Linked DNA regions of Homo sapiens: region 1 is linked to region 2. Evidence: chromatin loops called from intact Hi-C (ENCODE). Cell type or tissue: mammary epithelial cell. All regions are shown on one strand. Region 1 overlaps RIPK4 (receptor interacting serine/threonine kinase 4). Region 2 overlaps C2CD2 (C2 calcium dependent domain containing 2).

The links. Hi-C counts contacts between places; a loop is a spot of excess contacts. Peaks named below come from ENCODE experiments on the same cell type or tissue, not always from the same donor. Only the 100,000 strongest peaks of a DNase experiment are listed, where the experiment ranks them.
Region 1: it touches region 2 in a loop (5-fold over the local background); 2 of 110 quality-filtered maps call a loop at or near these places.

Annotation. Positions count from the first base shown.
Region 1 is chr21:41,748,321-41,756,320 of GRCh38, reverse strand. RIPK4 (receptor interacting serine/threonine kinase 4) reads left to right here. Exons shown (of 8, transcript NM_020639.3): 3 at 5,076-5,224; 4 at 7,118-7,167. Among named protein-coding and RNA genes, the nearest start is that of MIR6814, 5.5 kb to the right of the region's middle. RefSeq lists an enhancer at 2,689-3,480. In mammary epithelial cell, a CTCF peak has its summit at 4,627; DNase peaks (open chromatin) are centred at 69, 3,970 and 4,560; H3K4me3 peaks cover 254 bases; H3K27ac peaks cover 864 bases.
Region 2 is chr21:41,929,095-41,937,094 of GRCh38, reverse strand. The region is part of intron 2 of C2CD2 (C2 calcium dependent domain containing 2); the gene reads left to right. Among named protein-coding and RNA genes, the nearest start is that of SNORA91, 15 kb to the left of the region's middle. RefSeq lists an enhancer at 7,378-7,457. In mammary epithelial cell, CTCF peaks have their summits at 3,093 (motif pointing left) and 4,652; DNase peaks (open chromatin) are centred at 3,264, 4,394, 4,814, 6,004 and 1 weaker place; H3K4me3 peaks cover 399 bases; H3K27ac peaks cover 4,590 bases.

The sequences.
Region 1 (8,000 bases), 180 kb after region 2:
ACGCCATGTAGCTGGAGGGTAGCTTGGTGAACATGGGGGCTGTTCCCCCAAATCTTGGCATATGACTCATTCCGGAAAAAGATTACGGGTTTGTGGGTTTTGGTCTTATGAAATCAGGTTAGAATTCAGCCCGTGGGCCAGGTGTGTCCTTGCGAGACCTTAGGCTCTGCAACAAAGGGACGCATTTCCCTCAGTGTTTTCAGGAGCTCGGGGTGGTGGGAATGTGGGGGTCCTCTGCAGTGGGGTCCTCAAAGTGCTGTGGAAAGAGGCTTGTGAGGAGGGGCTCGTTGCCTCTGTCTGCCCCTGCGTAGAGTGCGGAGTGGCAGCGTGTTGCGTTAGTGCAACGCCTGGGAGATGGAGCTTGCTTTTGCTTCGCTGATAGGTTTTTGAAACACAGAAAAGTAAGAGAGATAATGTAACTGAAAACCAGTGTTGCCTCTGGGCCTTGGCAGGTGTTAGCATCATCACCTTTGCATCAGGGCTGTATTTCCTTGTATCTCCTTTGATGGCCTTCGTGGCTAGGGTTGTACTGTCGTTGACATGTGGTGGTTACACCTGGCGCGTTGTAGTTTTTCCCCACGTGGTGATGTTCACATGCTCTTGGGAGGCCCAGGGTGATAGGCTGGTCCACATGACACTGGTGTCTGCCCTGGGAGTGAGAAGGAGCCGAGAGCCATGGTCCGGATCCATGTAGTTCATGCAGGGGACAAGCAGAGGAGTCCCCTGCCTGGCTTGGCTGTGCTACTGTTCCTGGTGGCACAGCACTTCCAGGCCTCTCTGATGGCCTGACCATTAATTAGGAGAGACCTGAATTCAGGGCCCGGCCCTGCCCCTGAGCTCTTGGGTGGGACGGGAGCGGTGGCTCGTATGGCATGCGCACGGCCGCTCCCTGTGCCCAGACTCTGCGGACGAGTGCATCTCGCGTGCCTTGCTCAGCCAGGGCGGTGGTGAGGAGGTCAATTTTTCACTTCGGGCAGTAATTATAAGTTGTCTCTTAGGTAGGTGTTGCGCAGTAATAAGATTTCAGCTAGAAGATGAAGCACCGTCCTGCGAAGTGAAGTAGGAAATTGAGATAATGGAGACAAAAATCAAATGACTTGGCTTGAACGGGCTCTCTGGTGGTTTCCCGCATCTGCTTATGTTCTGGGACCCCTGGGATTCCCGTTTCCTGTGATGGGCAGGGCTGGGCCTCACATGCGGACCCCCCATTCCCGCCAACATTTACGGGCTTGTTTCTAGGTAGCACAGGCTCTGGGGCCCTAATGACTAGTAAGCTCTGCCGTCCAACGTGCACTGAATACCGGAAAGGACATGCTAGAGGCTTCACCTGCGGGAGCTGCCCTCATCCTCAGAGCAGAGGTGCAGAGTGGACGGTGGCCTCTGGTTCTCGCTGAGTCTCTGCTTAGAGTGAGTAAATTAGCAGCCAGGATCGTCCAGCTGTAAGTCACGGAGCAGAGACCTTGATTTCCACCTGGCCTGCCACTGTGCTTGACATGAAAGAAACCAAATGACCACTGCACGTAGCAGTCACTTGGGGGCAGGGTGTGTGGCCCGCAGGCTGGGCCTAGAGGCGGCCCTGTGGGAGGGGGTGGGAGTGCTCCTGGGGCTGGGCCTTCACACAGGGTGGGGCTTTTCTGCCCTCAGGAGTCGGGGCAGGCAGCAGCAGAGCCTTTAGGTGAAGGAAACAGCCCAAGAGACGCAGAGAGCTCTGGGCCTTCCTGCAGGGGCAGCAGGCAGCAGGGCTTCCCTGTCTTTCAGGACAGCTGCAGGGGGCGGATGCTGCCTGGAACTGCTTTCTCAGGGAGGCTGCTGTCGAAGGCACGCTGGGTGCTGGCCAGGAAGTGACAGGACATCTCTGTGTGGTGCCCCTGGGACATCTTAGGGCCCTGTGTACCCTGACAGGCCGCAGGAAAGATTGCTTTTGTGTGGCGTCCTTCTTAATCAGGCATGTTAGTCACCATCAAGAAGCCCAAAAACAAACCGAAAAATACCTTTACGTGACATACTTATTTTTTCTGTGAAATAGCTACTGGTGTGCGTAGAGTGCAGCAGGGAGTGTGTGTCGGGGTTCTGAGAGTCAGCGCCTTTGTTCCTGAAGACGAAGTGTGGAAGCTTTGCATGGACTGACCACTGGGCTTCTGGGCAGTCCTCAGTAGACAGTTATTCAATGCAGGAAAACTGTAATCCAGAATCCTGCAATTAGATCCTAAGTTGCCATTCCAGTGCTGCCATTCGCCTCTGAGATGGGCTCCCTCAGTGCTCAGGGCTCGATTCAAACTGGAAATATCACAGCAACTGTCTACTTCATGAAGCAGTTAAATGTAAATAGTATACAAAGTAATAGTATCAAATTAATGCTTGATATTATTCAACATTACATATACTAAATACCAATATTAAGATACTAGTTGGAATCAATTTCAACTTAAAAATGAAATAACTTGGTTTAAAATCTCAGGCTGCATTTATATGTCCAGTTAGCCCAAAACAGACGCTTTTCAAAGGGTCACACGCGGGTCACGTTCTGCTGTGTCTTTCTTTTAGAGGCAGCAAAACCCCGGCAGGCTGCTTTCTTAGTCTTGACAGCTGGACCTTGAAGTTGAAGGGCCATGTGCTTGGGGGCAGCTGTGAGCCCTCAGCTCTTGGAGATGCAGAGTCGGGTGCTGATGAGAGTGTTTGTAACTCTTGAAGCATTTGCTGGTCAGAGTGGATGCCACAGTAGCTCGCTGTTGAGGACACGGGGTGAGGGGCAGCTTGGGTGGGAAGATGAGGAAAGGCGGAGGGGAAATGCAGCCGGCCAGGAGTCCGAGACATGGAGGGAGGAGAACATAGAGGGTCAGTGACCCTCCTAGAATTCTCAATTCCGAGCTTGCATTTTGTTGCCAGAGGTTTTACAGAGAATTTCTGCTCGTTTTCTTTTCACCAAGTATAGTTTGGAGTGGCTGGCTCTATCTGACAAAGACAGGAGGAGAAAAGGCTGCAGGCCTGGGGAAGCACCAGGCTGAGATCTCTGCACCCCTGTCGTTTTTCTTTTCTTTTCTTTTCTTTCTTAATGATCTCAGATGTCATTTAATTTTCACAACAAAGCTACAGGATGGGTACTGCTATTGCCTCCTTTTATGAAAAAAGGAAACAGGCACAGAGAGGCTAATAGTCCAGGGCCACGGAGCTACTAACTTGTACAGGCAAGATTAGAACAGTGAGTCTGATCCTTAACTAACCGTGGGAGGGAGATATTTTTTTCCTACATTCAACCATACAGGGGGAGGAGGAATTGCCTAGAAAGTATGTGATGCTTTCTTTATTTTTATTATTATTTTTTATTTTACTTTTAGTTCCGGGATACATGTGCAGAATGTGCCAGTTTGTTACATAGGTTTATATGTGCCATGGTGGTTTGCTGCACCCATCCACCATCTAGGTTATCACCTAGGTTTTAAGACCCGCATGCATTAGGTGTTTGTCCTAATGCTCTCCCTTCCCTCTTCCCCTACGCACCGACAGGGCCCGGCGTGTGATGTTCCCCTCCCTCTGTCCATGTGTTCTCATTGTTCAGCCCATTTCTGAATTTGAAGGCTTTCAAGCCACTGATGACTGTTGAACTGAAACTTCCTGTGCTCTGGAGCTATTTGGAGAGTTAGGACCCGTTGTTGTGTCCCAGCGTCCAGCAGCCGCCGGGGTTTGCAGGGTCGGGTGATGGCGTTCCTCTGGGGAGCTGGCGCTTTCCCTGGAGTGCAGAGTGTGGCTCTCAAGGGCGGTGCAGGCCTGAAGGCCCTGGGAGAAATGGAAGTGGGAGGACATGAGAGCCGCTGGAGTCGAGGCCTTGTCCTGGTGCTCCTGGCTGCAGAGAAGGAGGGCCGGTCCCTGCTCGCAGGCCTTCCCCCCTACCTCCCTGCAGATGTGCTCAGGATCCCTGGAAGCCCGAGTCACAGGTCATAAATTCTCCCAGCTGTTTGGTGCTGATGACAGCAGCCCTATTGGCTCACCACATGGGCATGGCCAGCCCAGAATTAAGGCCTGACTCAGCCTCATTTCCTGTCACTCCATGGGTGTGTTTGAGAGGAGCTCAAGAGTTAATGAAAAGGGTTTTTAAAAAAATCCATATGCCTTGAAGGAAAGTTGAGAGCAGCACTCCCCCTGGATCAAGAGTCCCATTAATGCTGATGACTTGTGTCTTCATCCCACATACGGTTTTCAGCAGCTTCAAAGGGGACTGAGTTACACTGGAGAGGGTAGGACACTGGCAGGAAAGGGGATGCCCCCGAGAGAGGTCAGACCGGGGGTCTGTGAAGTCTCCCCAGTGAGCTCCAAGGTCACCTTTGCCCGAAGGAGACCTGAGACCTGCCTCCCCTGAATGCGGACGTTGAGGGCATTCCTGGAGGAGCTGGGTGGCCGGTGCTCCTTGGGGCCCGGGCGCTGCCAGCAGAGGTGTTTATCAGACCTTCACTCGAACACATGTGTTTGAAGCAGCCAGCCAGTGTCTGCTGATCACAAAACACTCCAGATGGACGGGGCTCTGAGGCGTGTGTTTTGTTTGCTTTAAAGTTTAAAGGGCTTCTGAAGGTGTGTTTCTGTGTTTCCCTTTAAAGGACTTGCAGCCACTTGCCCGCCAGCCTCCCCAGCTGGCAGGTTGCATAACCTGCTCCCCGACTTCTCTAGGAGCAGACCTGGTCTTCACATGTGTCTCTCTTTACCTGAACCCTCGAAGGCTTGTTTTTTTCCCTTTATGCCGGCTCAGCCGGCTCTCAACCACCATGGCAAACATGATGCTTTACAGAAGGTGGATTCTAATTCTTCTGCAGTTCTGTCCCGGATAACTCCTTCCTTACAGTACGATTCTTTCACCTGCCCGTCAAATGTGCTGCTCCTAATGCCTCCAGGCTTGCTTCTGCCCCAGAATCTGTCTCCCTCCCTGCCTGGGGCAGGGCTACCTGGAGAGGCACAGACACGGCTCTTAGGGGCTCCTGGAAAGCTCTCACCCACCCTCTGAGATTGCAGAAGGGAGCTTTTGATAAAGCATCATAAAATATCACTGTTGCAGGCTAATGAGCCCCGCTCTGATGGCTGTGTTGCAGATTTCTGATTTTGGTCTGGCCAAGTGCAACGGGCTGTCCCACTCGCATGACCTCAGCATGGATGGCCTGTTTGGCACAATCGCCTACCTCCCTCCAGAGCGCATCAGGGAGAAGAGCCGGCTCTTCGACACCAAGCACGATGTATACAGGTGTGTGACATGCCGCCCCCCATCCCCTGTGGGTGCCAGGGGCTCTCAACCTCAATGCTTCATGCCCTGAGCTGCAGCTTTCAGAAAGGCCTCTTGCTGCCAGTCAGAAATGGGGCTCGGGCCAGGCGCGGTGACTCACGCCTGTAATCCCAGCACTGCGGGAGGCCGAGGCAGGAGGATTACTTGAGCCCAGGAGTTTGAGACCAGCCTGGGCAACATGGTGAAACCTCATCTCTACAAAAAATACAAAAATTAGCCCAGCTTGGTGGCGTGCACCTGTAGTCCCAGCTACTCGGGACTGAGGTTGGGGGATTGCTTGAGCCCGGGAGGTGGAGATTGCAGTAAGTCATGATTGCACCACTGCATTCCAGCCTGGGCAACAGAGCGCGACCCTGTCTAAAAAACAAACAAACAGAAAGGGGGCTAAGTCCACATAGAAGGGGTGGGTGCTTGTAGAGTTCAGGGATTTCTTTGCTGTGAGTGTTGCTAGCCAAGGAGGAAGGGTGTTCCCAGGTCCACATTTGGGCCAGGCTGACAGCCCTGCCCTGTCAGAGCCTTGGTGATTTCATGACCCGTGGGCTTTATGGCTTGTCTGTTGGAAGAACCTGCTGCTTTCAGTGGTCTGTACGCATGTGTGTTTGTACTTTCCGAAATTCACTCTGATTTTGTGAGGCGAGCAGCTCATCTTCTTCATGGCACTTAACCTTTGTTGGTCAGAGATCAATCCCCAAGTCACCTAGTCCCTTCCTTTTTCAAATTGTAAAGGTCTTAATCACACAGACTTCTTGGAGAAGAAAAGTGGGTGGGAGCGTGTGAGCAGGCACTAAGCCTCCCATTGTGGCTGTTATCCAGCAGCACTGTGACTCGGACCCCGCATGTGAGCTCTGCCTTTTGGTCACTGCCGCCGCCAGCAGCCCAGGCTGACTGGTTTGACAGTGGCCATTGTGCATGTGCTTAGCTGGGGCTTTAAGCTGAGAGTTGCCTGGAAGTGTCACTTTGGAGACTAGTCACAGCTTGTAGAGTTTGGGGAGATTGAGATCCTCTCCATTTATTTTAGAGTTTGGAGTTCCAGCTTTTGAACCTGCCGTTTGAACTAATTTTCGATGGTGAATTCGTTGTCTATAAACAGCCCTCACCAACTCAGTGCTCCTTGGAGGCTCAGTTTTCGGACTTCTGTTTTTCTTTTCTTTTTTTTTTTTTTTTTTTTAATCAATTTGGGCACTTTTTTTGGTGTATCCAGAGTAATGTACATGAACGTATCCCTCATATTATCTATATATTTCTAAGCAGCCCCCGAAAAAGGCTTTGGGGCGTTCAGCTGTGTTGTCTCCTACGTTTTCTGCGCACTTTCTTTAACAACCCTCTAATGATGAACTCTCAGTGAGCCTCTGTTAGGAACGCTGAAATCTCAGCAAGCCTACGTTAGGAACGCTGATCAGAACCAGAATCCGTGTTTTCAGAGAATGAAATCATTGTTGGGGGAGGGCATGGGAGTTGCCCATCATTCATTCATCCATTTCTTCAGTAAATGCCTGCGCAGGTGCTCTGTGCCTGGTGCTTGCGAGAAGATATCAGTGAGGCACACAGGCGCTGTTCCCCAGGAGCTCACGCCCCGCATAGGGTGGCACCCTCTTTGGAAGTCCCTCAAGCTGCCTGAAGATTGTAGCCCAGTTGGCGAAGTTACTTGAGTCTGTCTGACATCTGAGCTATCAACATGCTGGGCTTCACTATAGAGAATTTTCTCTTTTTAAAAACAGGAGAAATATCTCGGTGTCATGGCTCTGTCTTTGGAAGGCTTCAGAACAGGTGTCTTCACGCCTGTTGCTGTGCATGAGTGCATTTGGCTTTGAGTCTCTGGCTGTCAGATGCTAACGTGCCTGGTTTCTCTTCCAGCTTTGCGATCGTCATCTGGGGCGTGCTCACACAGAAGAAGCCGTTTGCAGGTGAGTGGACCTGTCTTTGAGGTGTAATGTGCTTGTCTTTCCTGGAATAATGGGGGGACACCTTGTTGTCCTTTCTCTATCCTAAAACAGAGCCTGTGATCCACGCTGCCATAGGTGCTGCTCTGTGGTGTAATTTGCATGCAGGAAAAGACACAGATCTGAAGGGGCCTGTTCAATGGAATGTTTTTAGGTGCCAGCTAGTTTTTTTGTGGTAGTAAAATATATATAACATAAAATTGGTCATGTTAGCCATTTAAAGTGTATAATTCAGTGACATTAACTACACTGGCAGTGTTGAACAAGCGTTACCACTGTCTAATTCCAGAACATTCTCATCATGCTAGAAGGCAAAGCCCATGGCCATTCTGCAGTCCCTCGCCCTTCCTCCTGCTCAAGCCCCAGCAACCACTCACCTGCTTTCTGTCTCCAGGGGTTTGCCTGTGCTGGTATTTCCAGCTAATTCTTTTTTGTTTACTTTTTAAAAAAATAGTCATAAAATACACAGAACAAAACTTAGCATGTCAGCCGTGTGAAGCATACAGTTCAGGAGCATTACATGTACCCGCGTGCTTGCGCAGCCAACCTCCAGAGCTGCTCAGTGCCATGGAGTTGCTTGCAGGAGTGGCACCCCTGCCCAGCTTGAGAGCTGTGGTGTTTGCTTCCCCAGCCAGGCAGCCACCATTCCGAACACCATCCTCAAAGTTGTCACACCTTGACTTACTTATCATAAAAATCCAGGACTTTTTAGCTTTGTTGGACAGATTCCCTTTTCCTCTAAAGACATTTCTGGGCTACTCATGATATTTTGTGGTGTGACCGAAAATGTCTAAAAA
Region 2 (8,000 bases):
ATAATCCCAGCACTTTGAGAGGGTGAGGCAGGTGGATCACGAGGTCAAGAGTTCAAGACCAGCCCAGCTAACATGGTGAAACCCCCCATCTCTACTAAAAGTACAAAAATTAGCCAGGCATGGTGGTGTGTGCCTGTAATCCCAGCTACTTAGGAGGCTGAGGCAGGAGAATTGCTTGAACCCAGGAGGTGGATGTTGCAGTGAGCCGAGACCGCACCATTGCACTCCAGCCTGGCAACAGAGCAAGACTGCGTCTCAAAAAAAAAAAAAAAAAAAAAAGGAAAAGAAAATCATATGGAAGAAAAAAATCTATTTACCATTCATTAAGTGGAAGTGGATCATCATAAAGGTCTTCATCCTCATCGTCTTCACGTTGAGTAGGCTGAGGAGGAGGGAGAGGAGGGGTTGGTCATGCTGTAGCAGGGGTGGCAGAGGTGGGAAAAAATCTATGTATTAGTGGACCTGTGCAGTTGAAACCCACGTTGTTCAAGGGTTAACAGTATACCCAGTAGTGGGACTGCTGGATCATATGGTAGTTCTCTGTTTAATTTTTAAAGGAGCTTCCATATTGTTTTCTGTAATGGCCGGAATAATTTACATTGTCACCAACAGCATACAAGGGTTCCCTTTTCTCCACATCCTTACCAGCACTTGTTATTGCTCATATTTTTGCTAATAGCCATTCTCACAGGTTTGACGTGATATCTCCTTGTGGCTTTGATTTGCATTTCCCTAATGATTAGTGATGTTGAGCCCTTTTTCATAGACCTGTTGGCCATCTAAAGGAGAAACATCTATTCAGATCCTTTGCCCATTTTTTAATTGGGTTATTTGTTTTCCTGCTGTTGAGTTACTTGAGTTGTTTATTTATTTTGGATATTAACCGCTTATCAGATAAATGGCTTGTAAATATGGGATTCCATTCCGTAGGTTGTCTCTTCACTCCGTTGATGGTTCCTTGGATGTGCAGAGTTTTTAGTTTTGGTGCAGTCCCATTTGTCTGTTTTTGTTTTTGTTGCCTGTGTTTTGGGGATCATACCAAAAAAAAATCATTGCCCAATCCAGTGTCTTAAAGCTTTCCTTCTATGTTTTTTTTTCTAGTAGTTTTATAGTTTCTGGTCTCACATTTAAGTTTTTCATGCATTTTGAGTTGATTTTTATATATGTGTGAGATAAGGGTCTAATTTCATTCTTCTGCACGTGGATAGCCAGTTTTCCCAGCACCATTCAAGGTGTCAGGACTTTTTTTTTGAGACAGAGTCTTGCTCTGTTACCCAGGCTGGAGCGCGACCTTGGCTTACTGCAACCTCTGCCTCCCAGGTTCAAGTGATTCTCCTGCCTCAGCCTCCCGAGTAGCTGGGATTACAGGTGTGCACCACCACGCCCTGTGAATTTTTGTATTTTTAGTAGAGACGGGGTTTCACCATGTTGGCCAGGCTGATCCACTTGATCCACCCACCTCGGCCTCCCAAAGTGCTGGGATTACAGACATGATCTACCGCGCCCGGCCCTCAGTGTCAGAACTTTTCTGGCTGTGGGGGTCAGGCTTCAGCAAGCACAGACGGGCATGCTGCAGTTTGCAGATACTCCCACACTCTGGCAAGTTCAGACCTCAGGCTGCCATGGTTCCATTCTGTCTCAAACATAGGAATTCCGCTATTATCATAAAATCAATACGAGTTCATTGATGAAAACTTGAAAGACACAGAAGAATATTTAATAAAAACACACAGTAGTTGCATGAACTGGTGATTAGCTCTGTTCATGTGTTGGTGTGCATTGCCAGTCTTTTGCTTCTGCATTTATTTTTTGCTACAATTTACACTATATTCCATTTATATTCTTTCCCCCATGTTACTAAAATTCCCCTAAAATTCTAATGAATGAACACATAAGAGTCAAGGCTGGCCAGCGCGGTGGCTCATACCTGTAATCCCAGCACTTTGGAAGGCCAGGGCAGGTGGATCACGAGGTCAGGAGTTCGAGACCAGCCTGGCCAACATGGTGAAACCCCGTCTCTACTAAAAATACAAAAATTAGCCGAGCATGGTGGTGCACGCCTGTAATCCCAGCTACTTGGGAGGCTGAGGCAGGAGAATTGCTTGAACCTGGGAGGTGGAGGTTGCAGTGAGCCAAGATGGTGCCACTGCACTTCAGCCTGAGCGACAAAGCCAGACTCTACTCGGGAAAAACAGAAAAAACAAACAAACAGACAAACAAACAAGCAAAAAAAAAAAACGAGGCAAGGCTGTGAAGCAGCAGCCGTGTTGTCCTGGTTAGGAGCATGGTTCCTTGCTCCGTTCTTTCTCTTCCTCTGTGTGGCTCGGCTTCTCACCTGTAAAGGTAGAGGATACTGTCCACCCCCTAGACGGGCTATGAGGATGGAGTGAGTTACCACAGGTACAGCACATGGAGCAATGCCAAGCCTGTGCGGGGCTCAATATTTTCTCCTACCTCTGTTGTTATTTTTGCTCATGTGTTTATTTCCTCACTGTTCCTAGAAGTAGAAGAGTAGAGGTACTTGAGAAAGAGTACGTGCATTTTGAAGGATGTTGATACATATTGTCAGAAAAGCAACCTTAGGAAGTGGACTAGCACATGTTTCAGGATCTTGATACATAGTGTCAGAAAAGCAGCCTTAGGAAGTGGACTGTTTTTTATTTTTTGAGACAGGGTTTCACTCTGTCGCCTAGGCTGGAGTGTACTGGCACAGACACTGCTCACTGCAGCCTCCACCTCCTGGGCTCAACAGTCCTCCTGCCTCAGCCTCCCCGGTAGCTGGGACTACGGACATGCAGCATCATGCCCGGCTAGTTTTTTTATTTTTTCTGTAGAAATGGGGTCTCACTTTGTAGCCCAGGTTGGTCTTGAACTCCTGGGCTCAAGTAATCCATCGTCTTCTGCCTCCCAAAGTGCTGAGATTATAGGTGTGAGCCACCTCACCTGGTGAAAGTGGATGATTAAATTGTATTTGTTTTGATATAATTACAGAAATAGTTCATGGTCATTAAAAAGTTAAAAATAAAAATGTCCAAACTTTTTTTTTTTTAACCATCTATCTCCTGCTGCCGCCTGCTGGGATGAGGCTGCTGTTAACAGTGTTCTCGGAAGCTTTTTCCTGCCGGAGGAAAAGCACACACACACGGACTCTTGTTTTGTTTTGCAACAATTTTCCACGTAGCTCTTGACTTTTATGTTTTTGTGGCCAAATGAGGAAAGGAGCCCTTGCCACTGCCTTGTCGTGGCTGTGGCTCACACTGTCCTTTGAGGTGGGGTGAGCCCACCAGTTGAGTAGACGGGTTCCCTCCCCTCCCCTCCCCTTTCACGGGGCTGTGAGTGCGGGAGGAGGAGCCTGGTCGCTCTTGCCAGCCTGGATCCTATGCATACCCACAAGGAGGAAGTCCTGTTGGGATCTGCCCGGGCTCCTGGGAAGGGTCAGTTGGGAGTAGAACACCCTCGGGTGCTTGGATTGTGTACATGGCCTTTTCCATTCTTGGATGAGCATCTTGGCCAAACATGACACATTTTTAGGGCACTGTTTTTGCAAAGGCATCCAGCCAGCTTAATCTCTTGTAAAATGTCCAGGGTGAGACACTGCTTAATGTTCGTGCGTTAAATAAAAATGATAAGACAGCAAGGCCTCTTTTTGTTAACACTGTTCGGTGAGTTCAGCCCTAGAACTGCCGTGTAGGGCAGCGGGTTCACAGTGGTGTTCCTCTTCTCTGGTATCTAAGCCACACACCCCCATGGTCTCCAAATTTACACCTAATTCCGTGTCTGCACCGCCTCGTGTTCCCTCAGCTGGGCATAATTCTTGAGAAGGAAAAAAAAAAACTGTAACAGAACTTGAGGACCTGTGACAAATAAGAGGTAGAAAAGAAACAGGAACTTCTCATTCCAGGGCATCGCCCCTCCCTTTCAAAGCTCACACTTTGGTGTCAGGTTGCCTCTTCCTATCTTTCTAACTCAGCCTTGACAAGGGACATGTGGTTGGCATTTGAGCCAAGACAGGGACAAGGCCGCCGGAACCCAGCCTGTCTGTTATGTAATGCCATCTCTGATCGGAAGGATAAGGCCGAGGACTGGCTGGCCTGAGCTCCCCACCTCCTCTCCGCCGACAAACCCCTGACTGGTGTTCCATCTGGAGTCTCCCTGTGGGTCCCTCTCCCAATGAAACTGGCTGCCGTGCCCACTGGATGCCTTTTTCTTGGACTTTCTCCTGCCACCCTGAAGGCCTCGGTGTGTCCAAGTCATCACCTTTGCAAATATCTGGTTCATCTGCAAAACCCTCTCTGCATAGTCTACACAGAGTGCGGTCTTCCAGAACTTGGAGCAGCTTGAGTCATCCCACAGGACCAACGATAGATAAGTGCAGAGTCCACACCCGGCCCAGCCGCGGCTGCGGCCAGGAGCAGTCTCAACTATGTTTACTCACAACACTTTGGACACCAAATGTGTGGGGGTTTTTCTCACACCGATTATCAGTTCTTCAACTCTGGTGCCAACTGGGTGTCCTACAGTTCAACTCCATTCTGACATTACTCAGACTTAACACAGATCCCAAAGGCCCAGGGCTAGGTCCCGCAAGACGGCCCCCACTTCAGACACCAGGCGTAAGCTCCGGGTTGCCCCCGTTCTTCTGACTATCTGTAGATGGCAGACTTCCCCAACCCACCCCACTGAGGTTCACATATTTTACTAGAGCGGCTCATAGCACAGAACTCAGGAAAACAGTTTACTAACTATTACTAGTTTATTGTGAAGGATATGACTCAGGATCGGCCACATCGAAGGGATGCTTAGGCGGGCGGAGGGGGAGGGCAGGGACTCCAGCAGCTTCATGCCCTGCCTGGACGAGCCACCCGCCCGGCACCTTGATGTATTCACCACCTTGGAAGCTCCCCAAACCCATCCTTTCAGGGTTTTTATGGAGGATTCATTCGCTAGGCATGATGGATTACATCATTGGCCATAGGTGATTGAATGCGACCTCTAGCCCCTCTGCCCTCCCTGGAGGTGGAGTGGTGGGATGCTGGAGGTGGGGTGGTGGGATGCTTGAGGTGGGGTGGTGGGATGCTGGAGGTGGGGAGGTGGGATGCTGGAGGTGGGGAGGTGGGATGCTGGAGGTGGGGTGGTGGGATGCTGGAGGTGGGGTGGTGGGATGCTGGAGGTGGGGTGGTGGGATGCTGGAGGTGGGGTGGTGGGATGCTGGAGGTGGGGTGGTGGGATGTTGGAGGTGGAGTGGTGGGATGTTGGAGGTGGGGTAGTGGGATGCTGGAGGTGGGGCTCAAAGTTTCTCAAGTGACCAGCCCCCATCCTGGTGCTATCTGGGGTCCCCCCCAACAGCCCTTTTGTCAGCATATAAAAGACACTTGGCCAGGCATGGTGGCTCACGCTTGTAATCCCAGCACTTTGGGAGGCTGAGGCAGGTGGATCACGAGGTCAGGGGATCAAGACCATCCTGGCCAACATGGTGAAACCCCGTCTCTACTAACATACAAAAAATTAGCTGGGCGTGGTGGCACGCGCCTGTAGTCCCAGCTGCTTGGGAGGCTGAGGCAGGGGAATTGCTTGAATCTGGGAAGCAGAGGTTGCAGTGAGCCGAGATTGCGCCACTGCACTCCAGCCTGGCGACAGAGCAAGACTCCGTCTCAAAAAAAAAAAAAAAGACACTCTTCTCAAAAGACGCTCTTATCTCTCGGGAGATTCCAAGGGTTTTCAGAGCTTTGTGCCAGGCATCAGGAACAAAGACCAAACACATATTTATCACAGGCAGCAGGCCCTGCAGGGCTGTGGCATTTTCCTAAGGGAATTCTCCTGGGTGCCTGCCTTGCAGGGTATCTGCTCAGACCGGGTGTGGAAGCACGCTCCTGCCCACGGCTGCTGTGAGCAGGCTCCAGTGAGGGCTGGCTTGGAGGCAGCAGAGCATGGCCTTTAAACTTTTCTCCGGGGCTCTCTCTGCATTCTCTTCTAGTCCCAACATGCACCGAGTGCATTTATTTCTCCTAGACTTCAATTACCTTCTTACACAAGAGTAACAAGTTTCTACCTATGTTGTCTTTCCTCATGTCTTGGGAGAGGTTTGCTCCAGAATGTTTGACCTAGAAGGAGGAAATTCCTATTTCCATATCTCAAGCCACCTGAGAGCCAGCCCTTCCCCCGCAGGTTCAGCCACAGCCCTTCCCTGGCACGTGGGGGTTCAGAAGCTTTTCATGACCCCTTCCCTGGGGGTCTGAGGTCCACACATCAGTAAAAAGATGAATGTGAATCAGGGCTTAGGAACTGTGCTGTGACAGGTCACTCACTGAAAAAGAGTTGCATTTCTTTTAGGAAATATTGTAACCGAATACCCTCATTTTCTTTCTTTCTTTCTTTTTTTTTTTGTTTTGTTTTGAGACAGAATCTCACTCTCTTGCCCAGGCTGGAGTGCAGTGGCGCAATCTTGGCTTACTGCAACCTCCGCCTGCCGGGTTCAAGTGACTCTCCTGCCTCAGCCTCCTGAGTAGCTGGGACTACAGGCACGTGTCACCACGCCCGGCTAATTTGTTGTATTTTTAGTAGAGATGGAGTTTCACCATGTTAGCCAGGATGGTCTCGATCTCCTGACCTCTTGATCCGCCCACCTCGGCTTCCCAAAGTGCTAGGATAACAGGTGTGAGCTACTGTGCCTGGCCCTGAATACCCCCATTTTCTAAGAAAAAGAGTATGAGTTATTGTTGGTTTATTATTATTTTTTTCTCTTTTCTTTCTCCACTTCCCCCTGCTCCCCACTTTTTACTTAGCCCTTCAGAAATGCAATTATAGCCTCTTACCTCCCTTTCACCAGAAACTGCCTACCGGGAAAGCTTACCTAACCATGTGCTCAGGTGCTCCAGAATGAAACCCTCACCCACCAGGAGGTTGCCTGGAGAGAGAACAGTCGATTTATAACCCAGAGTGTGCCCATGATGAAACTCTCTCCCACCGGAAGAGTTTCGGCTGTTACAATCTAGTCCTGTCCACTAAGGCACCACTGGTCACCAGCTTGGACACTCAATAGATAAGGCGCCAAAGCAAGTTAGGTGAACCCTCACCTGCTCGCTTCCTCCCTTTCATGACATTCATGCCAAGCCCCCTTTTGAAAGTGCCTGCTTTCTGCCCCAAAAGCAAAGGGGTACCCTTAAGGCAGAAGCCTGTTCTTCCCCTAAGCTAAGCTTTGGAATGCAAAGTCACTGTCTTTATACCAGACCTGCTCTTGTTCATCATACTCTGCTAGCAGCCACTGCCTGAATTCTGGTTACAGTATGGTAACTGTGGCTTTCAACGTAACTTTCATTTGGAAAACTTGCTGATGAGGGCAGGAGCTGAGCTGGACACTTGGTGATCTTTGGAGACTTGAGTGATGTCGCCTGGCATGGTGTGGAGCCAGGAGTCCTGGACATGCTTTAGTTGTCTGTTTTCAGTTTCATTTCTAAGTAAATGGAGGCTCCCAATGGTATAACCATCAGCTGGAACTGAAAGTTTTAAATAAAAGTTATAACCCACCTAGTCTGGGGAAAGGCCCATCTCAGAAGCCAGGGAGACCCTGATTGGATCTGGGCTCGTTTAGGGCACTTCCTTCTTTCTCTGAGCCACAGGGTCTGTGTCTGTTGTGTAGGGGCCCCTCCCGTGCAGGGCTGTGGGAAGCAGGGCAGGCCTGTGCCCGTGCAGTACCCCGCATGGCACACGTTGTGGCATGTGATGGCATCAGGTGTGCCCAGGCCCTGGGTATAGAGCTTGTATCCCTTCTCATGAGAGCTCACCATGCTCCTGTGTCAGAAGCATCATCCCACTGTACAGAAGGAGAAACTGAGGCAGAGAGGTGCAGTCACTTGGCCAAGGTATGGAGCTCTGACGCAGCAGAGGCCAGAGTGAACCTCATTTGGCCTCCAGAATCTAGCTCCAACCACAGCACAAAATAAACCATGCCATTAGTGTGATCTTTTTGCATTTTTATTACTTTTTTTTTTTTTTACTTTTTA